3 separate regions of the Mus musculus genome follow, and all the other regions are linked to region 3. Evidence: chromatin loops called from intact Hi-C (ENCODE). Cell type or tissue: heart. All regions are shown on one strand. Each heading gives the region's core, and the rest is flanking DNA. Links, peaks and the distances in the headings are about the cores only.

The links. Hi-C counts contacts between places; a loop is a spot of excess contacts. Peaks named below come from ENCODE experiments on the same cell type or tissue, not always from the same donor. Only the 100,000 strongest peaks of a DNase experiment are listed, where the experiment ranks them.
Region 1: it touches region 3 in a loop (2.9-fold over the local background); 10 of 42 quality-filtered maps call a loop at or near these places.
Region 2: it touches region 3 in a loop (4-fold over the local background); 6 of 42 quality-filtered maps call a loop at or near these places.

What each region holds. Positions count from the first base shown.
Region 1 is chr3:89,443,179-89,453,683 of GRCm38, reverse strand. It overlaps Pbxip1 (pre B cell leukemia transcription factor interacting protein 1), which reads right to left. Exons shown (of 11, transcript NM_146131.2): 3 at 10,436-10,505; 4 at 10,168-10,232; 5 at 9,929-10,088; 6 at 8,005-8,232; 7 at 7,869-7,892; 8 at 7,511-7,593; 9 at 7,273-7,404; 10 at 5,419-6,638; 11 at 2,732-5,011. The coding sequence ends at 4,918. Among named protein-coding and RNA genes, the nearest start is that of Pmvk, 11 kb to the left of the region's middle. In heart, for the core only: a CTCF peak has its summit at 4,011 (motif pointing left); DNase peaks (open chromatin) are centred at 3,923, 4,403, 4,583 and 4,893; H3K4me3 peaks cover 838 bases; H3K27ac peaks cover 4,039 bases.
Region 2 is chr3:89,454,572-89,465,076 of GRCm38, reverse strand. Pmvk (phosphomevalonate kinase) reads right to left here and starts at 5,959. Exons shown (of 5, transcript NM_026784.3): 1 at 5,613-5,959; 2 at 3,132-3,195; 3 at 629-781. The coding sequence starts at 5,707. In heart, for the core only: a CTCF peak has its summit at 8,176 (motif pointing left); DNase peaks (open chromatin) are centred at 5,986 and 8,166; H3K4me3 peaks cover 1,965 bases; H3K27ac peaks cover 2,341 bases.
Region 3 is chr3:89,391,958-89,402,462 of GRCm38, reverse strand. Zbtb7b (zinc finger and BTB domain containing 7B) reads left to right here and starts at 9,085. Exons shown (of 3, transcript NM_009565.5): 1 at 9,085-9,428. It overlaps Gm15417 (predicted gene 15417), which reads right to left. Exons shown (of 2, transcript NR_040403.1): 1 at 9,957-10,505; 2 at 3,684-4,504. It overlaps Lenep (lens epithelial protein), which reads left to right. Exons shown (of 2, transcript NM_020517.4): 1 at 1-63; 2 at 151-567. The coding sequence ends at 9. In heart, for the core only: CTCF peaks have their summits at 5,901 (motif pointing left) and 7,788 (motif pointing left); DNase peaks (open chromatin) are centred at 5,982, 7,612, 7,822, 8,672 and 3 weaker places; H3K4me3 peaks cover 4,392 bases; H3K27ac peaks cover 4,416 bases.

The sequences.
Region 1 (10,505 bases), core at 15-8,014, 53 kb before region 3:
ACAGAGTAATCATGTCTAGAAAAACCAATCAACAAACAAACAAAAACAAGAAACAAAAGAAAACAAAAAAACCAACACCCCCTCCCACAAAATAGTAAAAGAAGCAGTGGCCCTCCCTGTGGTTCACGCCTGTAAACCCCGAAGCTAGGGCCAAGGCAGAAGAGCTACTGATGGAGGCCAACCTGAGTTGTCATAGAATAACCAAAAGGAAATGAAAGAAAGCTGAGACGGAACAGGGTAAGGAAGAAATTAAAAAAAGAAGGTGGCTGGAGAGATGGCTCCACGGTTAAGAACACCAACTGCTCTTCCAGAGGACCCAGGTTCAATTCCCAGCAACCACATGAGTATATGTAACTCCAGCATCTAACACGCTCACTCAGATATCCATGCAGGGAAAACCAATGCACATAAAAAAAAATTCAAAGGAAAAAAATAAAAAAAGAAGGAAAGAGGGGAGGACTACGAGAGGGAGAGAGGAAGAGAGGAGCCTAGCGTGCCTCACGAGCTTGGAATCCTGGCTTTGGGAGGCTGAGGCTGGGCTGAGGCAGTGGGAGCAGGCCAGCTTTAGCTATACAGTGAGTTCAAAGCTAGGCTGATTCTATAAGACCCTGACTCAAAAACATCAGGGCATGGTGGTACATCCCTTTAATCCCAGCACTCATTTGAGGCAGAGGCAAGCAGAGGCAAACAGGTCTCTGTGAGTTCAAGGCCAGCAAAGACTACATAGTGAGACCTACACAGTCTCACCCTTCCCCCACCAACCCTCTCCCCCCACAAAAAGGAAAGGAAAGAACTGATACTAAAGGAAATGTTCTGAGTATCTGTGGGTTTTTCCTTGTTATTCCCCAAACCATGCAGTGAAACAAACACTTAGCATTTACATTACCCTGGGCAGCAACGTCAGTAATCGAGAGAGATGTCTTTGCTGCACAGGAGGCTCTGTCTAGGGAATATGCCAGCACCATGACCTTTTATATAGGGAACTAGAGCATCAACCATGGGTAAACATCCACGAATGACTGTACTCCACAGCTTGAAGAGCCCTGTCATGCATAGATCTCACTGCGACTCACTAAAGAGGGGGACTGCCACTCCTAACTTTCATGAGAGTCTAGCTGAACTCTAAGGGAGTACAGACATCTCACCCAGGACCTGTGGGTGATTAAGTTAGAAACCTGACACACTAGAGTTTCCGACCCCAAACTTTCTCAGGCCAAATTTCTAGTTAGGTCTCCTGGGTCCCACAGTGACAGAAAAGGAAGCCATCCCAGAGGGTGGGGCCAACAGACTCAGAATTCTAAGTGGGATTCTGCAGCTAGGGCAAATCAGAGATAAAAGCAGCAAGGCTGGGAGAAACCTGATGTGTCTGGGTTCAGGACATTGCTGCAGTGCAATGGAGAAGCACCTAAGCCCCTGTTGTAAGCACATGAAGGGACCAGACACATCTGTGACCTAGAACCAGGATGAATATAAAGAGCTCCTGCACCTGGGTGCCTTTGAGAGGTTACCATGGCAACAGCTAGCTAGTCCTGAGGTCTGTCCTTGGGCCCAGCAAAGGAGACTGGGAACAGCTCTCAAGGGTAGTATTTACCCTAACTCTCAGGAACTAATAGGGACAGACAGGACCAGAGGTGACTCACTCCACTCCACTTGTCATTCTGTCACAGGTGGAGGGTGAGAGGGAGTATGGTCAGGAGGTTGCAAGAAGCAGAGAGAGAGAGAGAGACATGGGTGGTGAAAGGCTGGGTTGCGGGCATGTGGGGAGCCTGGAAAGGCAGTGAGAACAGATGAGAAGCAGAATCTGAAGGGAGAAGTAACAGGCTATGGCCCCCGGGAAAGCAGTTTTGGGGACTGGCTAACAGAATGATGTTTTCCACTTAAACGTAGAAGGCCCTGCAAAGGGTGTGGCGGTACAGGACTGTAGTCCCAGCCTCTCGGGCCCCAGAGGCAGGAGGATTGAAAGTCTGAGGTCAGGCAGGGATATACAGTAATATCCTGTCTCCAAACAAAAATGGTAAGAGGTGCCGCTGGCAGTAAAACCTTTGCCTGCCACACAGGGCGTCCTGGGTCTGACGCTAAAGAGAAGGGGAGGGAAAAAGAAACAGGACAGGAGAGAGGTATGGGTGAGAGAAGGGAGGCAGGAGAATAAGAGAAGGGGTGGAGGAGGAGGAGGAGATATCGATATCTGAGAGGAAGAGAGGTAAGGCCTGACTACCCTCCACTCCAGCGACACCCTCACAAAGCTCCCAGGGACACTCTGAGGGCAGCAGCCCCCAGAGAAAGGATGGAAAGTCACCGCAAACACCACGAGCTTCAACTAGACGAGTCCCAGCACAGACCCTAAAGAGCCAGCAGGGCCCAGCGCAGCAACAAGCATCTCTGCTCCTAGAATCACTTTGCCCTGCGGTGCTGTCCTCCAGCCCTCAAGCAACCACAGGGCACTGCCTCCAGCCCTTCTCACACTCCATCCCACGCACTGGCCCCACCGTCAGAGGAGCGCCTGTGGTCACTCTTCAGTGTCACTATAGGTTGTGCGAGTGAGAGAGAGAGGGACCTCAAGGCCATGGTGGGTATGAGGCCCTTCCCCCATGGGGCCCCAATGTACCTGGTTCCCTGGCCCTCCCCAGCATGCCCCTTGGGTTAATGGCTCTCCTGTCCTTCCTAGCTTGGTAGTTGCAGATGCAGTTCCACTGATAAAGCCCTGAGGGTGTGAGAAGAGAAGAACCAGGCTAGAGGAACTCTGAGACTCCAAAATTTATTATCCAACATGAGCTCTTGACATGGAAACCAGAGGCCAGAGAGCCCTGTACCAACACCATCTAGGAAACCAAGGCAGGCCTGTGAATCCCCATCTCCAGACCCAGCACCCCAACATGCCAGCCTACCTGCCTCCGGCCTTGAGCTTTCACCCAGCCACCAAGGTCACCACATCTGTATAAACAGATCGATCTCTGAGGACCCTTGAGTGAGCAGCAAAAGCAGGGTTAAACCTGCCTTCCTTCTGAGGGACACTGGTCCAGAGAGACAGGGAATATAATTGTCTTTCTAAACCAGACGGCTCCTTCCTGGAGCCCCCAGCCTACAACACTGACCTGTGTAAGGTAATGTGCCTTAAGTCTAACCAGAGCTCCTGCTGCTGCAGATTCCATGCATATTAAAGGGTCTACAGGCCTAGGGCCTCACTACCTGGTTCTCATACACAATAGACTTTTATTTTCAAGAAATGTGGTGATGGGTGATCTTTTTTTGTTTTTGCGTGTATGTTTGTGTACCGTGTGTGTGTGTGCCTGGTGCCTACAGGGCCAGAAGAGAACATCAGATCCCTGGAGACTGAAGTTGCAGACATTTGTGAGCTACCATGTGGGTGCTGGGAATCAAACCTGGGGCTTCTGGAAGAGCAGCCTGTGCCCTCAGCGGCTGAGCCATCCCTCCAGCACCACACAGCAGACTGTTTAAACATTTGTGGAATGAGCCACCCTTTCTACCTGTCTTGTCTAGCACGGAAATTAAACAAGCCACTGCACTTAAAAGCCTTTTAACAGTGACATAAAAGCATTGCTAAATAATTCAAAATCGATTCCAGCACTTTCTAGAGCCTACAGTCCTGTTTTGTTTCCCTGGCTATCCTGGAACTCACTTTGTAGATCAGGCTGGCCTCAAACTCAGAAATCAGCCTGCCTCTGCCTCCCAAGGGCTGGGATTAAAGGCGTGCATCACCATTGCCCAGTAAGCTTACAGTCCTTAATCCCCTCCTTAATTGACCTGACCTGTGTGGTCACTGCCCCCTAGAGTCCCTGGGAGAGTTCCAGAGCTAGAAGCCCAGTGTGCTACCAATGGCGTAGAGGTTTGAACTGAGGGGGCGGGGCGTTCCTGAAGAATAACCAGGGGGATTCTGGGAATTCTTGAGAGCTAGTCAATGGGTAGGGTGTCTGGGGTGTGGGGTGGTGACCAGGGGCAGGAGGGAGAAGTCTAGAGAAATGTGAAGCCAGAGCGCCACCTAGTGGCTCCCTCACCTCTGCAGACCCAGGTTAGCGTGTTCCCTGTCCTCCACAGCACGCTCCAAAAAAGGGATCGATTCTTGTGTGGCAGAAACAGAATGTCTGCTTCCTTGCTTCACTGACTCCATTCCCTTCAGCTCTCTTTCTGAGGATAAGAACACCACACCACACTGCGGAGAATGACCTGGCTTGAGGCCACCCCACCTGGACTGTGAGACAATTGGTGGCTGGACTCAAGGCTAGGCTCCTTGGGGAAGGTGGGCGCACATGGGGAATGGATGGGAAGGCCGAGTGCAGTGCCTAGATTGTGCCTAAACACCAGCGTGGTGACTGCAAGGTGTTCCTTGCATTTAGGGACCACCTCAAGTGACAGAGCCCCGCCATGGTGGGACAGCTCAGGTGGGGAGGTGAAAGCCGCAAGAGGCATGGTGAGGACTCCTCAGGCTTAGGGATAGCTGTCTCCACAGCTAGCTAAACCCCAAGGCAAGTCTGGAGCTAAGTCTCTAACCAGCAGCTCTAGCACAGGGTGATAGGCTCTGCTGTGGACCCAGGATAGCCACAAAAAAATGACAGCTCTCTGACTTCAGAATAAGAGTCCTCCCCAGCAGGCTCCCAGCAGGCCCCTACATGTCACTTAGTACCCAGGGCCTTTATCTTTGCATATGTCTGCTTAGACAGTTCAGCAGCGCCAACTATGGCCTTTTTTTTTTTCTTCTTCTTCTTTTTTTTTTTTTTTTTTAGCAAAAGTGGTACCAGTGCAGGGCCAAGTGCGTTGCTCTCTTCTGTGAAGGTCATTCAAGGGCACCAACGAGCCAGGAGGGGCCCGCTGGACAGTGGGAGCATAGCTGCTAGGGTCACATAACTCCAGGCATCTTGAGCTGGGTGCATGCCAAGGCCGGCTGTTGCAGCAGGACAGGGCTCAGCCTTGGTGGTAGTGGTGCGGATGGCGGCTGTGCTCTTCCCTGGGCCCCACAACTCTGGGGTTCCAGGAGTGCTTCTCCTTCTTTCGTGACCTATGGGGGAGACAGGGAAGGAAGCAGGAAATGGCCTTTAGGAAACAATGCCACATACTGAGATAAGACCCTAAGGAGAAGGAGCCCTGTTCTTCTGGTGGAGGCCAGCTCAGGTGACTGCCACCAAGCAAGGGAGGAACCTGGGCTCCAGGATGAATCCATTGGGGGAGACAAGGGGCCCTCTATGTACAGGCAAGGTGGGGAGGGGGTCCTGGCTCAAAGGGGGACCCCTCAGGACCACTGCAGCCCCTCATGGGAAGATAGGATGTGTACCCAGAAGCCTTCTTTTTGTAAGGCCAGGGGATCAGAAATGAAGAGAGAGACTCAAGCTACAGACCTCTTCATTCAGGGCCCAACGCCTTCAAATCCCTCGGCTACTCTCTCCCACGCCCATCCCCAATTCCCACCTCTTCTTCAGGGCCTTGTCCCCAAAGAAGTGGCCGAAGACAAAGTCCTCAAAGTCATCCACTTCATCATCGTCGCCTGTCTGTTTCAGTGCCACCTCCTCCAGGCTGTCCTCCAAGGCATCCACAAAATCTCTGAAGCGAAGCCGGTCATGCCTGAAGATGCCATCTTCTCCAAAGTAAGCAGGTGAGAGGGGCAGCTGTTTGGTCAGCTGCCCGGCCCAGGGCAGCCGAGACAAGTATTCTCTCAGCACAGAGGCCAGCTCCTGCTGCCGCACAGGGGCCAGCTCCACACCAAAGAGGGCCAGGCCCTCCTGCCGGGCACAGTCGGCCACACCTGAACAGCCCTGAGGGGGTCGGTACTTGCGCCTCAGCAGCTCCTCCCAGGAGGACAGGGCGTCAGGGCTGTTGTCTTTCCCCCAAGAATGCTTCTGCCTTTCTACAGAATGGGAGTTCCCATCTTTCCTAGGGTGTACCTTGGGGTCCTGTCGCTTGCTGTCCTTTCTGCTCCCAGATTCGTCCGCCCGCAGTCTGTCCTCCCTCCAGCGCCCAGTGTGCTCCCGGCCCTCATCCCTCCAGCTCCTTTGCCTCTCCTGGCCAGACTCCTCCTTCCTCGGCTTCCAGTGCTCAGCCTTCTGATCCCTCTGCCCACCGCGCCACTTCTCCTTCCCACCCCACTCCCTGGGACTCTGGGTGTGAGGCTTCTTCTGGTGCCAGGCCTCCGAGTCATTGGGGGACCTGCCAGTGTTGATACCCTGATTCTCGAGGTCCTGCAGTGTCTGGGCCAACATGTGACCGAGTTCAGCCAGGCCAGGGTGAGCTGGGGCTCCCCGGCCAGCATCCCGCAAGCCCCTCTGCAGGTCCCAGTGCACAGACCCCAGCAGCTGCCACTGTCTCTGCAGCTCCTGCCTTAGGGCCTTGGCCTCCGCCTCAAGCTGCTTATGCTGCTCCAATAAGCTGGGGTCTGGCTCCTGCCCCTTGTGGCCTTGTTCTTTAGTGGCCTTGCCATCCTGTGGATCTCCACCCCAGTTGAGACACACCCCATCTACACCCCGGACACAGTTAGCCTCTAGCCCTTGGAGTCGGGCCCTTAGCTGCTGCAGTTCTGATTCTAGGGCCTGGTGGGAGGTCTTGCCCTGCTGCAGGGCTTCCCGGAGCCGGGCATTCTCCTCCTCCAGCCCTTTGGGCTGGTGCAACAGGCTCTGAAGTTCTTCTTTCTGAGCCTAGAATGTAGTTAGAAACAGAAGAAAACAGAAGTCGTCCTTGTCAGGGTGGGCACAATGCCTTCTACCCCGATTCTATTAGAGTGGGCAAGGGCTAGAGATGCAGTTCTGTTGGCAATGAGCCTGTGTAGTGCGTGTAAGGCCCTGGGTGTGAGCCCCAGTGCTGCCTGGAGAGCCAGAAGGGTTCCTCCTCTTCTTCACCCCTTGTCTGGGTCAGTTCCTGAGATGGTCGAATTCTACCCAGCATCTATGTCCTTACACAACAAACATATACTCTTTAGACCCGGCATAGCCACTAGCTAGCTAGCCCTCCTCGTCCCTCTTCCACCCCCTCTACCCAGAGCGGACGCTGTGCATTGATCCTAGCACTTAGTATGAGCCTTGGCGTGTTCTTCAAATGGGAAGACCCTACTCATCACTCAGAGGTGATCTAGCATGTAAACCAGGCACACCGGCCCTAACACAGTCCTTAGCATGAGGGAGGCAAGCAAGACTAAGAAGATGCCCTCACTACAGTGGCAAAGGGCGAGGCTCCAGGGTCAGGTGACTAGGGAAAACTCCCTCTGGGGAAGCCCACTAGGACATACTAGGTAAAGGAGGCCAAATGAAGACCCCCCCCCTTGCTAGGGCCCACCTGTAGCTGAGCCTGCAGCAGCCGGATATCCTGGTTCTCCTTGGCCAGCTTGTCCAGCAGAAACCCCATGCTCTGCAGGCTGGGGACACTGTCTGGTGGGACACTTGAAGCCTGCAGGTGCTCTATCTCATCCTGATGATAGAAGAGCAGCTACTTCATGCTTCCTCCCAGGCAGGGCAACCCAGCTCCTCCCCACCAGTGCTCCCCACACACACACCTGTGGAAAACCCATACGCACCTGCCTGTTCCCCAGAGTCTCTACCAGTTCAGTCTCCGGCCCGGTTTCTGGAAAGACCTGCAACTCGGCTTCCTCCATGGGCCCTGTGGGTTAGTGAGCACCTGAATCCCTGGTCCACAGAGCCCATCACCCCTCTCCCAGTTACCCCTCTTTCACTGAGCACACTCCATGACCTGTCACACACCCCATGGCCTGTCGTCCTGCTGAGTTAAAGGGATAAATGGCACCCTGAACAGCTGATAAGTTCAACAGCTGAAGAAATAACATACACCTCTAAACACCTTACCTGAGAGCCTCTCCCCATACAACACACATTACCACCCAACACAGACAGAAAGCCAGGGCCTCTCCTGCTCACCAGTCTCGGGCTCCAGCAGTGTACCTGAAAATGAAGACAGTCTGGTGAGGCCTCAGGGAAGCAGACAGAGTTAGGTGTGGACAGGGCAGTAAGGCAGGGCCAAAGTCAGACTGGAGGCCCAGCCAGTGGTACTCACCAGAGAACAGGAGGATCCCCAGGCCCAGAAGAACCAGGGCCCCCAGGAAACACATGTTGAGGGAGATGCCCAGCTCTCCACCTATACCCTCGCCCTTGGCCTGGTCCTCCACATCTACGGGTACCACGGGCTGGGATGAGCTGGGCTCCCGGCCCCTCCGTCTCCGCAGACCCTCCACATCTACATCAGTGTCGTCGTCACTGCTGGAGCAGCGATGCTCTTTCCAAACTGGAGGAAGGGAAGAGGACAGGGCAGTGAGACAGGCAGAGGTGACACAGGGACACAGGGAAGAGGAGGAAGGCACCAGGAGGCCCAGCCCTGGCCACAGAGAAGGCACAGGAAGACTGCCCACTCAAGCTGCGTACTAACGGACCGGCCCTGTCCAGTCACTGACAAACATCTACAAACACAGGAGCCATTTCTATAAAATCCTTCTTCTTCCAGTAGGCCTCACATCAAGTTTCTATGCAGGATCCCACCGTCCTGGGCCCCCCGCTAAACTCCTTGGCCACTGTGCTCTTTTGGCTTTTCTCAGTCCTTTTCCCTCATAACCTCTCACCCACCCCACTCTCCTCCCCTCCATGGTCTTCCCAGCGTCCCAGGCTTGCCTCTCTGACTTTTGTGTCCTCTAGTCACATTTTTCAGGGTCTCCCCTTCAGGGGGACATTCAACACACTACCCTCCGACTCCATCTTTCCTAGTGTGTCCCCGTACCTTGGGTTCAGGGAGAGGCACACCAATGCCTTTCTGGTTAACCTCAATCTTCCCTCTCTAGCCCATGTCAGATAGTCGGACAGTTCTCCACTTGATGGACTTCATAGTCAGTAGACTCTCTCTGCAGGCCTCACAGTCCCTGCCTTAGGTCCCACCTCAGCCTCCCCTGGCTATTCGACAGAGATGGAGGGTGTGGGGAGGTGTGTCTCCTATCACCTCTGCCACTGCCTTGGACAGACTGGGGACTAGCCCCAGTCTTTTGTTGGTGCCATGTTGTGGAGTGTTTTCTCCTGACCTACTCTATGCTCAATACGCTTCTCAAATGTCACCTCCCCTTGTCCCTGTCTCTCCCTCCTTCTTAGCCACCACCTGACGGAGCTGTCTCCCGCCCACTCCTTCAGGAACTGTTGCTGAATCGCATGTCCTTTCTGCATCCCTCATAGTCTGAGTAGCTCTGTGGCTTAGGCCAGTCAGCTTCTTACACAGTCCCTCCTGAGCCTCCCACCTTCCCTCACCATGGATCCAGAGCCAGCACAAGGAAAGGACTCTGGAAATAAAGGGTTTGTTCGAGAACAGGTTCATGACCTGTAGGTCGAGACCCTTTAGGAGTCAAATGACCCTTACACAGGGGTTACCTAAGACCATTGGAAAACACAGATATTTACATTATGATTCAATTACACATATGAAGTAGTAATGAAAGTAATTTTACGGTTGGAGGTCACCACAGCATGAGGAACCGTATTAAAGGTCACAACATAAACCGGGCAGTGGTGACACATGCACACGCCTTTAATCCCAGCACTCAGGAGGCAGAGGCAGGCGGATTTCCGAGTTCGAGGCCAGCCTGGTCTACAGAGTGAGTTCCAGGACAGCCAGAGCTACACTGAGAAACCCTGTCTTGAAAAACCAAAACCAACCAACCAAACAAACAAAAAAATTGGTCATAGCATTAGGAAGGTTGAAAACCACTGCTCTAGAAACAAGAAAAGAGGACACCCGGCAGAAAGAATCAGCCAGCCATGGGCCCTCCTTCAAGCTCCCTAACTTCTCTTGTCTGGAGTTCCAGACAGGTGTGAGCTGGCATGTGGGTGCTGGGATTGAACTCAGACCCTCTGAAGGGCAGCTAGTGCTCTTGACGGCGGAGCCATCCCTCTACCCCTCCATGCTTTCTAAAAGGTGGGCAACGGAAGGCAAGATAGCCCCTGACCTGCTCTGGGACTGGAGGGTAAGTTCTGTGGATGGATCTCACTCTCCAGGTCCTGTGTGTCTGGTCCGAGGCTCGTCGCCACAGGAGTCTCCTGCGAATCTTCCTGGACCACTGTGTCTCCAGGGGCCTCCGTCCCATGACCATCGGCTCCCAGAGTGCCCTGATGTGGATGAGGCTGTGAGGCGTGCTCTCTCCACTCCCCCCCCCCCGCCCCCACCTGCCCCAGGGAAGCACCTCACCTTGGCCGCAGACTCTGTCAGAACAGCAGTTTCTCTCTGGGAACTTTCCGTCTGGAAAAGCTTCTCTGTGATGGAAGATGAAGCCCAGAAAAACTCACAGCCCTGAACTGAACAGTGCAGCCCTTTAGCACCCACGGGCCACAGCCACTTCAGAGAGTGGCAGCTCATAAGGCCAGACTAGCAAGCAAATAACGTAGGTGATCACCCTTCCCCCAATTAAAACGATAAGAGGACAGGTTACACCCAACCCTCCATGAACCCCCATTACCTTCTCCATCCAAGGTCCCAGCTAATTCTTTGCCATCTGCCTTGGAGGAGTCCCGAAGGGCCTGGGAGGC
Region 2 (10,505 bases), core at 2,266-10,265, 62 kb before region 3:
CAGAGTAAATCAGGTAAAAAGGTCAGGAAGGGGCAGCTGGGCAGGAAAAAGACACGCAAAGGCATGATCTGCTAGGTGTGGTGGTACACACAGTTAATTCAGGCACTTGGGAGGCAGAGGCAGGTGGATCTCTGTGAGTGTCTGGGGCCATCCTAGTCTACAAAGTAGCTGGCCCTGACAACATAGTAAAACATTGTCTAAATAAATAAATAATAAAACAGAGAGAAAAGAAAACAGAAGGGAAGGCAAGAAGGAAAAAAAGCAAAGTCACAAGTACATAACTGATGTAAGAGACGCTGGCGGCTACAGCTCTGTTAGGATGGAGAGGAACTCGGGAGCGCCAACATTCACATCAAAACTCGGACTTTACTTGTGTTGGGGGGGGGGGCGGTTACGAGCACATTCTCCACATTCCACTGATACACTTTTTACTTTTTAAGTCACCCTGGCTTACTTTTTAAGTCACCCTGGCTCCTGTCCAGAGATGGCCTACAGAGGCAGGAGGACTTCTGAGATGCTAGAGAGGTGGGCGGAAGGACATGGACAGAAGGTAGCAGTGAAGATGAGAGATGGCCCCAGGAGAGGGTTGGGAAGACCTGTTTTGTACGCCAAGGCCGAGCCCCCTTACCCAGATAGGCTGGGACACGCCTTCCACAATCTTCCGGCAGAAGAAGCCTGGGTCTGCCTGGCGCTTCTGCTCCCCCCAACAGATCATGTCCCTCCGATAGGTCTCCTTGTAGGTGCTCGCATCCAGAAGTCTCTGGAAGTCCAAGCCATGCTCCTGCAATGCAAGTCCATCTATGACACAGTCCCACCATCCTTCCTGAAGCAGGAAGGATCAGTCCTACCTGGCACCTCCCTGCAGTCACTAGCCAGCTTGGACAGTGACAAAGGCAGTCAGGAGGCGAGCCTCACAAAGGGAGACCCCCCCCCCCAAGATACCCAAAACTGGGAGGTCTTAGATAATTCCAAAACTGTTTGACATGTATGGTGTCATTTTCTCTTCTGAGGGTTTCCTCCTCCCAATTACTTCTGGCTTAAACTAATCTTGAAGTTAGTTTGCAAGCCCTGGGCACAAACTTAGCCTATAGTGTTCCAGTCAGAAATCTTGTGTCCTTCTGGCATCTTTTGCCTCCATGAAAAACCCCAGAGAGATATGTCTCCCTTCTCCTTTCCCATACCCAACGTCCTGGCACTTGGCTGAAATAGCATTGCTTCATTTGGTTCTGGGCATTCCTAGGACCTTGTACACCCAGAGGAACCCTCAGACAGGAGGGGCTACCCTGACCCCCAGGGAGCTGCTTCTAAGCCTTCCCTCCTCTTCTCCAGAGACAATGACAAGCAAAGGCTCTACCTAGAAGGTGCCAGAATAGAAAGGTAGTATCCAAAATATAACCCATAGCCAGGAGGTGGTGGCTCACACCTTTAATCCCAACACTCCGGAGGCAGAAGTGGGTGTATCCCTATGAGTTTGAGGCTAGCCTGGTCTACAAAGAGAGTTCCAGGCCAGCCAGAGATATATAGGGAAACCCTGTTTCAAAATAATAATAATAATATTAGTAGTAGTAGTAGTAGTAGTAGTAGTAGTAGTAAAATAACAACAACCAAAATTCAAAAGAGATGCATTTGTTTGCAATAAAAATCTCTTCTCTGGATTTCTGAGTTCCAGGCCAGCCTTGTCTACAAAGTGAGTTCCAGGATAGCCAGGGCTATAAAGAGAAACCCTGTCTCGGAAAAAAAAAAAAAAAAAAAAAAAAAAAAAAAACCAACAACAACAACAACAAAAATCTCTTCTCCTCCCCTCTTCTTCTCCCTGTGCCAGCCAGCACTGCGGATCCAGTGGCATCTTTTCCAGCAGTACAGAAACTCACATCTGGAACATCCCTCACAGCTGGAACAATGTTTAAAGGGGCAAGAAGCACTTCATATATGTACCTAAAGAAGATATACTTTTTTTTTTTTTTTTAGACAGGGTCTCACACCATAACCTGGCTGGCCTGGACTCTCTTTGTAGACCAGGCAGGCCTCAAATTCACTGAGATCTACCTGCCTCTGCCTTCCAAGAACTGAGATGAAATGCATTCACCACCAGGTATAATTCTAATTCTCAGTCATTAGTATGGTTTGTCCCCACCAAATCTCCTGTTTAGCCTTGTCCCCAATGTGGTGGTATTGGGACATGGTGCCTCTGAGGGATTGTGGCTCTTAGAGAGGACTAATGAGTTTCCACTTCTGTGGGACTGGATTGGTCACCCTGAAAGCAGGTTAATATATACGGCTCCAGGCCTCTCTCCTCAGTCCTCCTACCACGTGATCTTCCTTTTGTCCACTGTCCTCCCACCATAAGGCCCTCACCAGAAGCTAAGAGAATGCTAACACCATGTTCTTGGACCTTCACAACTGTGTGTTATATATCTCTTTTCTGTACAAAGTACCCAGTCTCAGCTGCTGTGTTATACCAAAGCCACACTGACTAGGCCCATCTGCACACTGCTCTACGTCTCGCTTTCTGCCCACCTAACCATGTGTCCTAACAGTTCATGTGCCTAAACTTCTTTGGGGGAAAGGTGTGTACCTGTGCGTCTACACGCGATTACAGGTCGGCAATCTCAGATATTGCTCCATCCACCTTGAGGTTTTTATTTTGTTTTTGAGAAAAGGTCTCCCACTGGGACCTAGACCTCACCAATTAAACCAAGTTGGCCGGCAAGCAAGCTACAGAGATCTGCCTGTCTCTGCCTCCCTAGCGCTGGGATTACAGCACAATTGCCTGGCTTTTTCTGTAGGTACTCAGGATAGAAATCAGGTCACAGCAAGCATTTTATCAACGGCACCCTCTTCCCAAGCCCCGAGAATCCCAGGGTTGCATCAGGCCAGGTGGGTAGCAGAGTATGCCAGTGTGACATAGTTGAAGAAAGGGGATTATAGTACAGATCCTGTAAGTTACGAGGCATCAGAGCTGCCAACTCAAGCGCCTACAGCCCTTCCTGGACCCCTTCCTTTTCTTGTTTGTCTGTCCTTAAGATAGGACATCAGATCTAGACTCTCTTGAGCCAGTGACTCAAGCAGTAGCCATTTCTCCAAGAGCAGGCTCATCCCAGCGCCCCCAGAAGCCACAAGCCACCACCTACCCGAGCATACTCCTCCTTGAGTGGACCAGAGAGCCGCAGGAGAGCACAGATGTTACCTCCAAGTCTATGGGACAAGGAATCAGACCCAGTTAACCCTGCGCTGCCAGCAGTCTCCAGTATCCAAAAGAGGAGCGTAGTGCCTCTGTTGCTCATTTCTACCGTAGGAATTTCTACTCTTGGCCTCCCCTTCTCTGATCCTCTTTGCTCACTGATAAAATAATAGCATCATCTGCCCTACCGTCACACAGGACTATTACAAAAGTCAAAGGCATATAAAAGAGCCCTGAACAGGCAGAAGGCATTAAATAATTGCCATAGGAAACTCTAGACCTGCTGATGTTCTGGTTGGATCAGGTTTATGCTGGGACTCCAAAGGCAGCATAAACCTCTCAGAGCCACAGAGACCTTAGTAAACGTTGACCTGGTTACCGCAACATTAATAATTTGCCCTTTTGAGATACTCAGTGTACTTACAATTGTTTCCTGTGTGCTATGAAATAGGTGCTCCCCGCTTTAAAAAATCATTTCTGGGTGGGGGGGGTCAGAGGACAACTGGTTTGACAGCAAGTGCCTTTGTCTGCTGAACCACCTCACTAGCCTGGTTCTTGTTCCAGATGAAGAAAATGAGGATGAGTGAAGAAAGTTAACTAAAAGTAACATTGTGCCAGGTGGTGGTGGCGCACACCTTTAATCCCAGCACTTGGGAGGCAGAAACAGGCGGATTTCTGAGTTCGAGGCCAGCCTGGTCTACAAAGTGAGTTCCAGGACAGCCAGGGCTACACAGAGAAACCCTGTCTCGAAAAATCAAAAAAAAAAAAAAAAAAAAAAAGAAAAGAAAAGTAACATTGTGGGTAATGAAACAGTAAATTAAAATAGCCAACACTGTATTCCGGGACAGGCTGGCTCCTTTGATTCTTTTAGCCATCCCATGTAATGCCCATTTAACAATAGCAGAACTTGACTAGAACAGATAAGACATCTGCAGTACACCATCCACTAAGCACTGAGCCAGGCCGTGAACTCCCAGCAGCCGAACCCCATCCATCGTCTAGGCTTCCGGCTGTTCTTCTGCCTATGTGTGGAGCTAAGAACAAGTAAAGTTTAGACACCGATGGTGATTATTTAGTGGTAAAGGTTTGGGGTAAGAACCTCAGCCCAGGGCTCCCCTGAACCTCTTGGAATGGCTGTGGTACCTCACACGTGGTGTCCTGACCACCTTGCCCTTGGAGAGGAGCCCCAGCATTCTCTCTCCCCCTTCTCTGCTTTCCCAGCCCAAGTTTCCAGAAGAAAACAAAAAACAGTGTTTCCTAGAATATTTTCTTATCACTTAAGAAAAATAAAAGGCTGGGGGAAAGGCGAGCCTCAGAAGCCTGACAGTCTTAGCTCAACCCCGAGAACCATGCTTTCTTAAAAGCTGAAGATGGGCCAAGTGTGGTGGCACATGCCTTTAATCCCAGTGCTGCTCTTCTTACAGACCAAGGCTCTATTCCCAGCACCCACATGAAGGCTCACAACCATCTGTAACTCCAGTTCTGGGGATCACCTGCCCTCTTCTGGCTTCCAAGAACACTCGCACACACCAAGGCACAAACCCACACCCATCACATAAACACATCTTTGAAAATAAATATCTAGAAAGGAAGGACAGAATGAGTGAATGGTGTTTCCAGGCAGGGCAGAGTGAGTGAACGGTGTCTCCAGGCAGGCCAAGCTGAATTTAAATCCTGAGTTTGCTACTTTATAACCCTAGCAAATTTAAAAATTTTAATACTAAAAATTCACCATGTTGTCCACTCTGGCCTTGAACTCCTACATGTATGAGCTCTCCCTGCTGCTGGACCACACACACACACACACACACACACAGAGACACACACACACAGAGACACACACACAGACACACACACACACAGACACACACACACAGAGACACACACACACACACCAGGTTTTAGCTCCTAAGGGCCCCTGCTTCTGCATCTGTGACATGGGATTGCTAATACCACTATTTGGTAAAGAAGCTAAATAGGTTAAATGAGATGATATAGACGCACAACACCTGGCATAGAATATTCCATAAATTCCTGCCATTGCAGGGTGTTCTGGGCAGATTCTCTTTGCAGCAGACACACTCAGGACGTGGTCTTGAAAAAAAACCTTTACAGTCTTGTTAGTCTCCTTATCTAGGCCAGTTACCTCAGACCACAATCATCAAACAGGAATGGCACGTTGAAGGTGCCAGCATAGTAATAGTAGTAATTCATGTTTCTTGAAGGCAGAGCTACATCTTCATAGATCTGCAGTGGCAGTCCCCTAGTTCTTTGAGGGAGATTTGTGCAGGCTGCTGTTTTACTGACCGTGAGGGTCTGCCTTCCCCTGCCCTGTCATCCTGTCCCTCCTTGCCCTCCACGAGCTCCCTCCATAAAGCCCTCCATCACTTGCGGTAGCGCCCTTCCTCGGTTTCCCTGCACCCGCGGACACCTGCTCTTCAGCCTCTCGGTCACGAAGTCCTTCCCGGATTTTCTCTTCCCGCTAAACAGCAGCACCAGACGCGGGGAGGCTCCGAGCGGGGCCATGGTGCCACCAAGCTTCACCAGGCCTAAAGCTGACACTTCGGACCCCTGAAATGCAGCCAAGCACGAAGTGGACCCGCTCAGTAGAAGCAAAAAGGAGGAGGGATCCCACTCCTTCTCCACACTACACAGCCCACATCGAAACCAGCGCGCAGAGAATGGGCGTAGAAACTGGAAGGGAAAGAGCCTTGCAGCCTAGTATCTAAGTACCTTTCCCGCCCCCCCCCGCCCTCCCCCCCCTGCGCAGCACGCACTTAGAACAGTCCACGCCCGCCCAGATGTGACGTCATGGCCCCGCCTTCTCGGCTGACAAGGTGAGCCGAGAGTGACGCTGGAAAGACTAGCCTCAAGTTCCCTTCTACACAACCGGCCAAACATAAAGATAAAGAAAAATAGTAATGTTGAAGGCATTTTCAAATCTGCCTTTTAATTTGTACGTTATAACTCATGCTCTAAAGCAAATATGTGTTTGCCCCGCACTAAAAATAGCTCTTTCCAAAGAAGTAACCAGACAATGACATGATAGGGTGTGTTTCTTGACGTCATAGCGAGGGAGGGGTTTAATGAACAGTATGCTATTTCACTGTTGAAAAGGTTTTGTAACTGCTGAAGCCTCCAGCTGGAACTAAGTGATCTTTTCTTTAGCCGCATACTCCTCTCCAAAGCTTTTCAGAATCTCGAAAAAGAACATTGGTGACATTAGTAACTTAGGTTAAGGAGTTTTGACGCCACTCTGAACAAGATTACCCAATTTCCTCCGGAGACCAACATCCAGCCAGAAGTTGAGAGGCAAAACTAAGAGTGTTCTGACACCTACTTACTGTTATCTGTAGATATAAATTGCTGTCCTACATTTTTCTAAGCTTATCAAAATAAAGCCTGCAGCCTATGACTGCCTCCAGTGTATAAGACTGCAAAGTCTTGTGAAAACCAAAGTGAAACGTAAAGAAACTCTTAGGAAAATCATTTCTTTGCGTATTCGAAAGAGGCTTCGGCGAAGAGATGACTCCGCAGCTAAGAGCACTGGCTGCCCTTGCTGAACACCCACCTAGCCGCTCATAACCAGCTGGAACTGCAGTTCCAGAGGACCTAAAGCCCTCCCTTAGCCTCTGTGGGAACTGCATGCACGAGGTACACAGACATACGGGCAAAACACATAAATCATTTTAAAATAAAGAACAGGAGTGGTCAGGTACAGAAAGAGTGGACCGGGGAGGATCGCCAGAACTGAGGATGTCTGTCTGTTGATAGAGCCTCTGCCTAAGCCTAGGTTTGAGGGCCAGCACTGAATAAACTAGGTTTAGTGGCAAGTGCCAGCCAGCACTGGAAATGGAAGCAGACAAATTCCAGGCCAGCCTGGGCCATAAAATAAAATAAAATAAAATAAAATAAAATAAAGAGAAGGAAGTGAGAGGCTTGGTAAACAGAGGAAAGCAGAACTGTACAACAAAATACTTTGTAAACTTTAAAGTATCCACTCACAGCAGACTGTTTGTTTTAAGCACTGTGATTTCACAGTTTGTAAGTCAGCACATTGTCCCACCTCTGTGCAATAAATATTTCTCTGGGTCCCACCGAAAGCTGGCTCTCACCAGGCCAACGAAGCCTATATAGGGTGAAGTCACTTGTGGCCTCCTGCTCACTAAGCCCTCACTCAAAAGAAATCAGAACTTCCACCCAGAATTCTGAACCTGCCTGACATAACTCACCCCTTCCTTCAGCCCCACCCTGGAATCAAATTTCCCTGGAATTCTAGTCCCAATCACAAAACTTCCGAATGTATTTGCCTAAGCCAGGCAATGGTGGCACACATTCTTGATCTCAGCACTCAGGAGTCAGAGGCAGGAAGATCTCTGAGTTCGAAGCCACAGGGTGATTCATAGCCATCTGTAACTCCAGTTCCAGGGAATCTTGACAGCCTCTTCTGGCCTCCATAGGCACTGCGTGTATATGGTGCACTAATATACGTGCAGGCAAAACACTCACATACATAAAATTAAGTAAGGGGCTGAGAGACTTGTATCAAGGTCTAGACCTCTAAATGATGAAATTAGCTCCATCTGGTTCCAAAACCAGATGTTTTCCAGTCCAGAGTATGAACATTTCCCATCCTGGATATACCTGCCCAGCCCCTTCCCTCTGCTTCTTACCCCAAACTGCATTCCATGCTTTCCTCAGATGCTCAAAAGCATACCAAGTGCTATCAAAGGCAGGGCCAGGAACAATGTGGGTGGAGTCGGGTGGTGTCTCGAATGACTGATCAAGAAGTGAAGGAAAGAATGGGTGCTCCATGGGGGAGACCAGGAGGCCAGGACTTCCCCCTAAGTTAGAGGGGACCTCTATGGATGCATATACCCAAGACTAGGACTGCACAACCACATACCCAATTGCTCAAGGTCCTGGGGCAGCTCCTAGAGGCCCCTTCTTCCCCCTGCCTCCCTCCCAGACCCTCCCACCTGCAGTCCGACCCGCTGCTGCCACCGTGTGGTCACAACCATACTTCTCTGAAAAGAGCTATCTGCAAGAAACAAGAACCAGGAGGAGCCTGACCTGTAGTGCATAGCTCCTCCAGACTCAATTCAGAGTCTAGACTTAAAGACGTGTGTGTGTGTGTGTGTGTGTGTGTGTGTGTGTGTGTGTGTGTGTGTGTGTGTGTGTGTGTGTTGGAGGTGGGGGACTGGAGAGGAGAAAAGAAGAGCACACTCCAACACTCTGGCTGGGCATGGTGGCACATGCCTTTAATCCCAGCAAGAGGCAGGTGGATTTCTGAGTTTGAGGCCAGCCTGGTCTACAGAGTGAGTTCCAGGATAGCCAGGGCTACACAGAGAAACCCTGTCTCAAAAAACCAAAAAAAAAAAAAAAAAAAAGAAAGAGCACACTCGGACTTTTAGCCTGAGCTCAACTGCCCTGGGCTCCTCCTGGCTTGACTCTGTCCTAGCAAACTTTGGGAGCCTGCACAAGTTGCTATTCTCTGGGCTTTCTCCACCTCTGAAAATGATACTCAGTAAAGACTCTTCCAGAGCTGACCGTCTACCCACAAGTCAGAGCCACTGAGACAGAAGCTGGTAGACAGGGGAAATGCTTCCCGGACCAGGAGCCCAAGGAGCAGGGGTTGAAGCTTCTTTTGTTTCTTCTCCAAGTGGCAAGTGACACACAGATCCAGGGAGAGGAGCCAGAGAGAGCACAGAAGGGCTGAATGAAGCTCAGGGGAAGTGCTGGCCCTATAGGCCAGGCCCTGGGTTCTTTCCCAGGCCCTTGCAAAATAACATTATCTGCACATAGTTAGTTCAGATCTGACTGCTTGCTTGACTGTGTGAGATGAGGAAGCCACAGTCTCCTGTGGTCCAAACACTGCTGCCTGGGCCATTGTGTTCTCGTTCTCTCTCTCTCTCTCTCTCTCTCTCTCTCTCTCTCTCTCTCTCCCCACCCCCCAGTGTGTGTGTGTGTGTGGTGTGTTTCTTAAGAGCACTGACTGCTCTTCCAGAGGTCATGAGTTCAAACCCCAGCAACCACATGGTGGCTCACAACCATCTGTAATGAGATCTGACTCCCTCTTCTGGAGTGTCAGACAGCTACAGTGTACTTATATATAATAAATAAATCTAAAAAAAAAAAAAAAAAAAAAAAAAAAGAGTCTCACTCCCTTCAAAATCTATTTCTCAGTGAGCTAAAAGGACAGAAAAGAGGCTGAGCAGTGGTGGCACATGTCCTTAATCCCAGAAGAGGCAGACAAAGATCTCTGAGTTTCAGGTCAGCCTGGTCTACAGAGTGAGTTCCAAGACAGCCAGGGCTACACAGAGAAACCCTGTCTCAAAAAATAAAATAAAATAAAATAAAATAAAATAAAATGACAGAAAAACATTTGAAAAGCTAATGGCTCCGCTGGCCCCTCCTAGCACAATGCCTGGGTGAAGGCCCGCAGCCACAGTCCCAAGCAGGCCGCCCTGTGGGACCTGGCTCTCCAACACTTTCCTCTCCACCCTTAGCCTGGAAGCTTCAGGTTTCTGCCTGTACTCCTGAGTCACAATAGGGTCTCAGCAATGACCTCAGGGAATGACACAGCCCAATCAGCTGGGCATCTCCACGATCAGTGAAGGTTAGTATCTTAGGTTAGTAACAACTTCTACTACCACCCCCCCACCCCACCCCACCCCACCCCGTCCCAGAGGAAGGAAGAGGGTCAGATAATGTAAAGGGCTACAGAGCTTGGAGAAAGGTGGAGGTTGACCAGCCTTATTGTAAACCCAGAACTTTCCCCATCCATCCCGCCCCACCCCACCCCACCCCAGCAAACCAGCTTTTGTTTTCCCTCCCCCTTTCCTGACACTTCTTGAAGGCACTGTCATCCATTTGTCCCCAGGCTAGGAGGCCAAGTGTCCTTGATTCCTCCTTGTCCACATCCCATCCAGCCTGGCCCACACTAAAAGCACCTCCTCAAACAAGCACAGTCCAGTTCCCATTTCCCATCCTCCACCCATTCTTTAGGCTTCCGCTTCCACTTCTGTGCTCTCTGGATGCTTCCCTTGCCCTCCGGTGCCTTTGGGATACCCTCGCCCTTCCTATACAAAAGAGTCCCCTAGGACCCACAGGTTGTTCCCCCACACACACCCCCCACACACACACCCAAGCTCACCTTTGCCCCTCCCACATCACCAAGTCCCTGCTGTCTCTCACCAACTGCCTCCGAGGCCACTCTCCAGGTCCTCTCCGTGCGTCAGCAGAGGCTTCCTGGCAGCATTAAGCAAATACTGCTAGCATTTTGCTTGTGTTAAGCTAATCCAGTTAGTATGAGGGTCAGGAA
Region 3 (10,505 bases), core at 1,603-9,602:
CTGGATTAATGGTGGCAGGGAACACCTCCTGTCACCCCTGACACCAAGACCTGCATCCCTCAGGTGGGGAGGGGAGGGCAGACTCTCAGGAGGTGTGGCTGCAGCTTCTGGGGTGGAACCTGCAGCCCAGCTCTCCCATCTTTTCTATAGCCCTAAGACTCCTGGAGCCAGCTGGCCTTCACCAAGGATGGGTCACAAAGAACTGAAGAAAGAACCACGAACCTTGCTCTGAGCTGTCCATCCATCTGACCTGCCTCACCCTGGGGAATCTCTCCTCAGCTCCCATCTCTGCTGTGCTCCTGGTACGCATGAGCTTGGCTCAGACTCCATTGAGACTACGGCAGGATCTAATATTCCTCCAAAAATTGGCACAGTGAGCCCACCAACCCACGTACTTGAAGAACTAGGAATGGACTGCCCCTGAAATGCCTGGTAATCACTCCACTATAAATATAATAAATAGGCCTCGAGGCCAAAAATTCTGAACATTCAAAGGGGAATGAGGGCATGTGTGCTTGGAAAGGGCTTAGAGCCAGAGAGCAGGAAGAAGGACAGATCTCGGGAGTAGTGAGACCAAGAACCAGCTTTGCTGAATCTCTGTTGCCAGGAGGGAAGAGCAAAACAGAAAAGCCATGTTCCTCCCAACTTTTGTGCAGAGAGGACAGAATGGAGCAAGCCCTATTCTATGAGGCCTGGGATGCTAGGATGAGGACCCAAAGACTCAGCCTTTTCCCAGAAGATGTGACCTAGGCAGCTCCCTGTCCTAAGGAACACGGGAAGTGTACTCAGCTAGTCCCAGTTCAGATACACTAAGACACCCTAAGAGAAAGCACCCATGAGGTCATACCACCCCTTCAAGCCTGTCACAGCACACGTGTGACAGCACATAATCTGCGTGAGTGAATGGCCTCCTGACTTGCCGTTGGCAGCCACCAGCACTTGCTTTCTTTGAACTGTTAGCAGCCTGTGCACATGCGTATACATCAACTTGTTCATGCGCCATCCCCACCCCACCCCCATCCCCACCCTTACCCTTAGTAGCACTCTTTGGCCTAGCCATTGCCCACCTCTTACCTGCAGCACTGACCCGTAGGTAGTATATAGCTCTCTGCCCCATCTCCTGGAGCCAGCTCTTTTTTGGCCTTTTGCTTAGTTAGCTCCTTTTTCTCTGGGCCTGTTTTTATTGTTGGTTATCTGGTTGGTTGGTTGGTTGGTTGAGTTTCCGTGTTGGGGACTGAACCCAGGACTTTGTACCTACTCCTCTCCCTATACCACAGCCTGATTTTTGTTGTCATACAGATACTATATGTACTAGTTGTGGTAACCCACACCTTTAATTCCAGCACTTGGGAGGCGGAGGCTGGAAGATTTTGAGACCATCCTGATCTATACAGCACATTCTTCAGTGAATAAGTGAATATGAATTGGATAATCAAATGTTAAAATTAGTGAAAGAAGCAAAAAAAAAAAAAAAAAGATTTTTTGTTTTGTTTGTTTTTTCAAGACAGGGTTTCTCTGTATAGCCCTGGCTGTCCTGGAACTCACTCTGTAGACCAGGCTGGCCTCAAACTCAGAAATCCGCCCGCCTCTGCCTCCCGAGTGCTGGGTTAAAGTCGTGTGCCACCATGCCCAGCTAAAATAAATATTTTGCTTTTTTGAAACTGGGCCACTCTTTAGCCCAGGCTGGTTTTGAACTTACTGTGCAGCCCTGGCTAGCCCCTTATTGGAGCCAGGGCTACACAATGAGACCCTACCTAAAAAGAAATGAACAAATACTTTCTAAAGAAATACTATATGCCTGGGCAGTCAGGAAGCAGAAACAGGAGTGTCTCCAGTGCGACACCAGCCTGGGGCTGTACTTCCAAGCTATCTCTGGGTACATAAGAAATCTGTCTCAAAATAAATAAAGAAAACAAAAATGTCGGGATATAGTTCAGCAGTGGGATGCTGTGCAGGGCCCTGAGATCCCCAGCAAGGTAGGTGTGTGTGTGTGTGTGTGTGTGTGTGTGTGTGTGTGTGTGTTTATGTGTGTGAGTTGTGTGTGTGTGAATGAGAGTGTATGTGTTTGTGTGTGTTTGTGTGAATGAAAGTGAGTGAGTGAGTGAGTGTGTGTGTGTGTGTGTGACTGGGAGGATCACATGGCAATGTACACCTAAAGAATTCTAAAAATTCAGGGTAGTGGCTCATGCCTAAGACCCAAGCATTTGGAAGGCCATGACAAGAAGATTGCCTCAAGTTCTAGTCAGCCTGGGCCAGAATGAAACCCTGACTCAACAAACAAACAGAAAACAACAATAAAATTCTGGTCCCTGGAGGTAACCAAGAGATGATGTACACAAAGACAGCATATTCACTGCTAACAAATAGAGATGTCTACTGTCTACCAGTCTGGGTGCTTTGGATAAGCAGGAGCCAGAGTCCTGTCCTTGTGAAGCTTGCGTTCCAGTCGGTAAGAAACACCGTCACACTGTAGAGTTACGTATACAGACATGTATACTTAACATATACATGTAGACCAGGCTGGCCTCAAACTCAGAAATCTGCCTGTCTCTGCCTCCCAAGTGCTGGGATTAAAGGCGTGTGCCACCACGCCCGGCTTGTTTTGTTGTTTTCATATACTGTATCTCTGTATAGCCCTGGCTGTCCTAGAACTCACAGAGATCTACCTGCCTCTACCTCCTGAGTGCTGGGATTAAACAGGTGTGCCACCATGCCCAGCTCATTGGTTTGATTTCTGAATCAGGAATCCTAGCTGCCCTTGAATTTGTGGCAGTCCTCTTGCCTCAGCTTCCCCAGGCCTGGGACTATAAGGGTGAGCCACCATATCTACTCAGTTCTCCTCTCAACACCTGCAACACGCAGCTCAGAAATACTGCCTGGTTTCTTCTGAGTCTCCTGCCCCAGAACACTGCCGGACTGAGAAAGGTCTGGCCCAGGCAGGGAGAGCTGGTGTGCAGGCAGAGATCCTACCTTCCCATTGAACCTGGGGCTTTCCTTTCTCTAGAGCCTGCCCTCTGCCTGGCCAGCTCTGACTGTTCCCTAATTGAGCCCAGGCTTGCTGCTGCCTTCTTTTCCTTAGAGTCTACGCTGGCCAGTAGAAGTGGGTCCCAGAGTCTGAGGTCTGAGCACAAAGGCTTTTGCTAGAGGAGAGGATGTCTGGCAAAGGGAACTGGCGGATGGAGGCAGCAGAGTCCAGAGCTGTATGCTGTGGGGACAGGTAGTGGGGGGCTGGTGGGAGGAAAGAAAGAGGAAGACTCATGGAGACTCAAAGCAAGCCACAGCTGGAGAAAGCTTTCCCACTTTCTAGACTGGATGATGCTTTGACTCTTCTCACAGCCGGCTACTTCAAGCAGGGTGTGCTGCTCACATTTATAATCCAGTCATCCAGCAAGGGGATTACTTCCAGTTTGGGGCTAGCCAGGGCTGCACAGTAAGTTCAAAACCAGCCTGGGCTAAAGAGTGGCCCAGTTTCAAAAGAGCAAAATATTTATTTTAGCAGGGCGAGATGGTGCACGCCTTTAATCCCAGCACTAGGAAGGCGGAGGCAGGCGGATTTCTGAGTTTGAGGCCAGCCTGGTAAACAAAGTGAGTTCCAGGACAGCCAGGGCTATACAGGGAAACCCTGTCTCGAAAAACCAAACATATATCCAAAAAAAAAAAAAAAAAAAAATATATATATATATATATATACATAATTTTATTTATGTATGCGAGTATGCTTTCTTCAGACACAGCAGAGGAAGGCATCAGACCCCATTACAGATGGTTGTGAGCCATCATGTGATTGCTGGGATTTGAACTCAGGACCTCTGGAAGAGCAGCCAGTGCTCTTAACTGGTAAGCCATCTCTCCAGCCCGAAAATCATTTTAAATAAATAAATAAATAAAAGTCTCAAGCTGTAGCTCTGTCCCACTCACTGTGTAAATGAGGCTGGCCTCAAACTCAAAGAGTTGCCTGTCTCTGCCTCCTGAGTATATTTTTTAAAGTATACTTTAGGGTTGGCAAGATGGCTCAGTAGATGAAGGCACTTGCTGTCAAGCCTCCTCATTCCAATCCCCAGGACAGGACACACATGATGGGAAGAGAGAACCAACTCGTGCAAGCTGTCCTCTGACCTCCACACCTGAGTGAGTGTCTGTGTGCTCAGGAGGAAAAGTAAACTTCAAAAGTAGGCAGGCTGGAGTGTGGTGGTGAAACCTATCTCAGAACCAAGCAACAAACAACCCTACAACAAAAGTAGGAAAGATAACTAATGTTAAAGGGGATTATTTCACATTAACTTGAATAAACAGGCCCAAGAAGGGAAGCGATTCATCCCAAGGTCAGAAGAACAACACTCTTTAGTAGAACAGACATTCAGTGCACCCACGTTTCCACATCTCAACTTTAGGGCTTGCCAGGTGGGTAGCACACACACATCTATCTTCCCTTCGATTCCGGAAGCTGACGTGGGCAGTTTGATCCCCGGAGGTGGAGAACAGCAGGAGCGATATAGTAAGACTCCTATCCAGAAAAGAAGAAAAAAAGAGAGAGAGAGAGAATCAAAATCAGGATTCCTCGTTAACCTTCCTTCCTCATCTGATTGGTTTAATTGAGCCAGGCAGTAGTGGCACTCAGCACTCAGGAGGCAGAGAGGCTGGCTGATCTACAAACCTACTCTACAAAGTGAGTTCCAGGACAACTAGGGTTACACAGGGAAACCCTGTCTTGACAAACAGAAAAAGAAAGAAAGAAAGAAAGAAAGAAAGAAAGAAAGAAAGAAAGAAAGAAAGAAAGAAAGAAAGAAAGAAAGGAAGGAAGAAAGGAGGGAAGGGAGAGAGAGAGAGTTTAGTGGCCCAGGAGGCAGAGGCATCCCTCCTAAGCAGAAGCTGATTCCCATCAAAGCTCCAAGATCACTGTGTCCTTTACTCCTCGGACCAACTTAAGGTCCCATCTAAATACCTTTTGACTACAATGGTTTCCTTAACAAGAACTTTCCCATTTTTCTTTTTTTTTTTTTTAAAGATTTATTTATTTATTATATGGAAGTACATTGTAGCTGTCTTCAGACACTCCAGAAGAGGGAGTCAGATCTCGCTACGGATGGTTTGTGAGCCACCATGTGGTTGCTGGGATTTGAACTCTGGACCTTCGGAAGAGCAGTCGGGTGCTCTTACCCACTGAGCCATCTCACCAGCCCTCCCATTTTCCTAGAAGAGAAAAAGACATGTGGCAACTTTTCCCAATGCTCTCACCCCAAAAGAGCTACTCAGGCCTTGAACACTCTAGGCTTCAGGAGCCTAGGACAGGGTGGGTAGAGAAGCAAGATACCAAGACAGAGAGGGGAGTTACTGCCTGCCCTGGGCTCCTTGAGGCCCTCTAGCAGGCACAATAGATAGGGGTCTCTTTGGGGTTGAAAGGAGCAGACTAGACCAACAAGCTAGAAGTGACCTTCAGGTATCACAGCAAGAGAAAAGCCTTCTATCCAAAATGTCTGTAGGTTACATTCCAGGTAGAACCAAGGGTGCAATGTGAGAGACAGAGTTGGGGGTGGAGCACAAAGAGGTAAGAAAGAAATCACAGTAAGATGAATCTGAGGGCCAAGAGGGACAGCCCCACATTTTCACAGCAGACAGAGAGGAGAAGCTGGCAATCACACATCTGGGCACAGACACCTCTAGGCACAAGGAACAAAGCTCTCATTTGCATTTCGTTTACATAGGAGTTATTTCCCCATCCCTACGAAGAAGCCTCTGGCTTCTCAGACTTAAGCGTCTTTCCCCAGCCTCCTAAAAAGTATCCATTCCAATCAGTTAGCTACGCACAGCTCCTTACTTATCTGGCCTGGTCTGAAGAACCGCTACCCTAACCCATAACTGGAAGGGGTTTAGGAGCCTTTCGCCACCTAGTGGCAGGTAGGAAGCAGGCTGCGCGCAGAGGGGTTCTGTTTTGCCTGTCTGGGACGTGGAGTTTTGGAAAATGTTCCCCGGAGCTTCCTGAAGCTAAATTTACCTCCCCCAGCCCTGGGGGGCGCAGAGATCCCAGCGGCGATTAGCACTGCGCTGCAGCGGGCTCCAGCCGAGAGGCCCAGAATAGGCGCGCAGTTATAAATAGTGCTACCCGCAGGTGTGGGGGGTAGTCGGCGGGAGGGGGTACCCTTGGCAGCCACCGCCTCTTCAGGTGGGTTGGGCGGTCGCGGTAGGGGTTCTGGGGGGCGGCGGGAGGGAGGGGGCTGCGGTCTGAGCGCCCCCAGCGGTTTCCTGGGCGGCGGGTTTTTCGAGGGAAGCGGAGGCAGCCGCGGGAAAGGGGCGGGGGAGCAGCGATTAGGTGGGCGCCTGGAGCAGACCGAGGAGCTGCTTTCAGCTCAGTGCCCCCACCAGAAACAAGCCCCCAGACTCACTTTAGGACCCTGACATGGAAAGCCTCGCCTCCAGCCGCACACTTCCTCCGGGACTCTGCAAACTTGTAGCTGCTCAACTCTTCTGTGTACTTGGACCAGCCAGTCTCGAAACCAGGCCGCCACCCAGAGTCACTATTCCCAGCCTTAGTTATAAAGTCCTTCTTGCTGCGGCTTTTATCCTTCTCAGGGCAAACATCTCATTCTCGGGGTATTTACTCACCTACTTCTCTCGTGCATTAAAGTCTAGAATCTAGAAAGTTGCCTGAAGATGTAAGTCTGAATGTGAGGATGGGGGACGCTCACCAGGAAGCCCCTGCACACCCCACACTTGCCTTCCAGTTCTATAGCAGCTCAGGTGTATATGGGATTGATATGGGGGTCAGGGGAGACGCCAGATTCCCAATAAGGGGGCGGGGTTCCACCAGCGCTTCTTGGCCTCGGTCTCTGGTTTGGCAGTTACGACCCAAAGCGGGGGAGGGGATTTAGACAGAAATTTCAAGTCCGTGTTCCCCCAACATGAAAGGGAACTAATAACTATTTGTACCACAAGGAAAAGCAAACATGGAAACATGAAATGGAAAAGAGCCACTAAGGAACTAACAGTAGATTTCCAGAACTGCTAAAGAATGATAATCCAGCCGCAGAAAGACCCGGGTTGTGTCTAGCCAGAAGCAATTCCAGAGGCAGGGGTGGAACAACAAAGCGGTTCGCGTCTAAGTCCCTTAGAGCTAGTGACAAGACCCTCACTCTTCTGGAGCCCTGGGCCACTTTCCTACCCTCTCCCAAATCTTTTTCCTAGATCTTGTACCCTTCTCGTGAAAGCAGTTTTCCCTCCACTTTACTTAGGTGTCTAGTACTGTTGCCTAGCACGGCTTACTCCCTGGTCAGCAGGACCCTGACAGTAGAAGGAAGGGAAAAACCCTAGTCCAGACACATCTTGCTCGGAATCCTTCCGACAGTCCTGCGGGGCCGCTAGGAAAACCTGGAGCAAAGATCAGACTTGACCTAGGGCGTGCTGGTGTTGGGGGCGGGGGAAAGCGGGACAGAAACAGATAGGAAAACCCGGAACGGATTGCTTGAGCCAGAGTTCCTCATGCTAGCCACTGGTCCCTATTGCCCCCCTAATTCTCCAGTGAGATAATGTCTGGGGTGAGGGGCTGTTTAGTTTGGCTTGAGCCCTCCGGGGCGCCTCACACTTTCCGCCCCTGGCTGAGGGGCAGAGCAGCGGCCTCGAGGCTGAGTCATGGGGGGGGGGGGGGGGGGAGAAAGAGGGAGGGAAGGGCCGACTCCACCCCTCCCCCTGCTTGGGGATCCCGGGTCAGCCCGGGTGAGGGCCAGGGCCCCCCTGGCACCGCCCATTGTGGTCCAACAGGTTGAGCTGGTGTCCTGCGGAGCCACCTGCTGGAAAGGGAAGGAGGCCCCCTGCGGAGGGAGCTGGGAAAGAGAACAAGTCCGACCCGGTTCCGCCTGGCCTGCTGCTGCGAAGCCGAACCTGGTCCTAGAGAGCGGGATTTGACTCCGTTTGAAACGAGTAGGAGGGGCCCTTTTGGGGTCTATAGCATCGCCAGCCCAGTTGTAAGCGTCCCTCAGAGACTACCATTCTTTGGGTCGGGCACTTAAATACGAATACCGGTTTTTCCCAAACCCACTTAAGCAAACATCCTAAACCACCCAGGTCTCTATCGTCACCTCGGGGTCTGAGTGAATCTGCGCCAAGATCCCTCCACTGTAGGGTCTCAGTTTCTCCACTAAAAGTACCGGCTGGTTGAAGGCAAAGCGTCGGGGCCCCAGAGGGAGCGCACCTCCCCCTTCCCCTTCCCAGACTCAGTCCCTCCCCTTTGAAAATGCCAAGGCAGCAACGGGCACTGGCTAGAGCGCAAAGGCTCCTTGCCCCGGGCACTGTTCCCTCCCCGCGGGGCGCCGTCACGCGTGGGGAGGGACACAGAGTGCCCACAGACTCGACTCCCCCGCTCCCTCGGAGGGGGATGGGCCAAGAGGCTGAAGCTCAATGTCTAGAGGTTCTCTCTCTTCCTGGGGCTCTGACCTGGTTAAAGCCCCTCGGCAGGACCCCACTCTTTCTAAATTTTAGGTCTTCATCCCCAGCAGCGTATCCGTAACCTCTCATACCATTCCCTCCCCAGGTGGTGACCCTACAGAAGCCCCTCTTGAAAGAGAGGAAGTCCCTGAGGGGGCTGCTCCATTCCCTGGCCACTGCGGACACTGTCTTCGGCCTCCCTCCCCTTCTGGTTTCTGGCCAGCCCAGGCTCCACCCCCTCCCTGGATGAACCCTAGGCGCGTCCCACATGGGATAGGCGGGTGTTCAGGCCAATGGATGGGCAGGGCGGTGGCGTGCAAGGGGTGGAGCTGGGCAGCAGCAGAGGGCTGGACGGGGGTCGGAGGCGGAGCTCCAGTTAAGGTGGACCGGAGGAGATAGTGGTAGAAAGCAGAGAGGGAGAGGGATCGCGGCAGGTGAAGGGAGTTTGAAGGAAAGAAGGGAAAGGAAAAGGGTGGGAAAGGCTCAGGGAGCGAAGCAAAATCTCGGAGAAAAGGGACGAAAAGGAGGGAGGGACCCATATGCTCCCTGCTGGAACTAGCTGTTGGAAGAGGTGGAAGTTTATGTCCTTATTGGGCGGAGGGAGGGGGTGCCTGGGGGGGGCGGATGAAAAACCAGGAAGTGACAGAGGGTGTTGCTAAGGGTGGGGGGGGAGTTTGGGGGTGGCAGGGGCGGGGGGAGGGAGGGGAGGGATGGGGGGAAAGCAAGAGAGAGGACAGGTGAGACAGCAGGACAGGTGAGGCGGGCCTTGGGGGGGGGGGCGAGTGGAAGCCAGGTGAATGTACGGCTCTCCGCGGCCAAGGGGGGGGCGGGCAACAGGAGGAGGCAAAGGGTGGCGGAGGAGGAGCCCCCCAGCAACGAGCAGCGAGCCACTGACCGCGGCCTTCTGACCAGGACCGGAGCAGAGCCCCAAGCCCCCCAGCCTGGCGGGGGACGCGCTTCTTCCTACACCCTGTGCCTCTGCAGCTCCAGCGAACGGACCCAACGGCTGAAAGGTAAGTGAACCCCACTTTTTGTCCCTTGGCTCGGGATACACTAAACTCGAGCCTACTGCAGTGTCCTTCGTGCGTCCTGTGAGACCCCTGTACACACACGTACACACACACACACCAGATTTCAACCAGTCGCATTCCCTGTAGCTTTCCTGGGTCTTTGGAATTGGTTTTAACTTGGAGGAAAGGTAGAGAACTATGGACTATTGGCCTCCCCCCAACTCTGAGCGGAGGGTCTCCAGAAACTTTCTTTGCACTTCTAATATCATACAGACTGTGAGCTACGGGATGGAGAGGGGGTGAGCTGCACTGAACTTACCCCTACCCCCAGTCGCTTTTGTGACTTTAGGGGGAGACCCCAGACCCGACCGAATGGAGGGAATGGAAACCCTGACGGACTATAACTAGGACAACGCGTGTCCCCACCCACCCACCCAGCTCCGCGCCCCCCTGGCACGGTGGGCTGGACCCAGGCCAGTGGCACGGGGGGTGGGGGGCAGCGGGAGGAACCGCGGCTTGGGGGAAAGTTACCGGCTGGACTATTCGGTTTCTTGCGCTTCCAGAGCCGCGTCGTCTCTCCAGCGGTAGTGCGGCTCAGCAGGACGACCCCTCTGCCCCTCCCGCTCCGCAATCACATTCCGGTCTCTCAAGCCTCAGGCCCACCGCCACCTTTTCAAAGTCAGCTTTTGCTCTCACAACTCCAGTGCGAGGGTGGGTGATAAGAACTCGACCTACCAGCGGTCTTGCCGCCGGCGCCGGCGCACCTGCCCTGAGCAGAGTGGGGGTCGCTGTGTGGTAGAAACCTAGTGCGCACCGCTGGCCGAGGTTGGCCATTCAGAGGGGTGGGGGGCGCTGCTTTCCATTTCCAGCTTTCTCTCCCCTCCTCCCACCCCACCCAAGTAAGAGAGCGACGTGTCCTGGCCAGAGCGGGGGGGGCGGGAGTGGGGGGGCAGCGTGGGCAGCGGGTTGTGCCCGGACACGTGCCTGCCCAGGCGCCCCGGCCCTGCTAGTGTTTGGAGAGAGGGCGGGTCCCCTGCCCCCCGCCCCGCACAACCCCCATGTATCAAAGGGCGGCTGAGA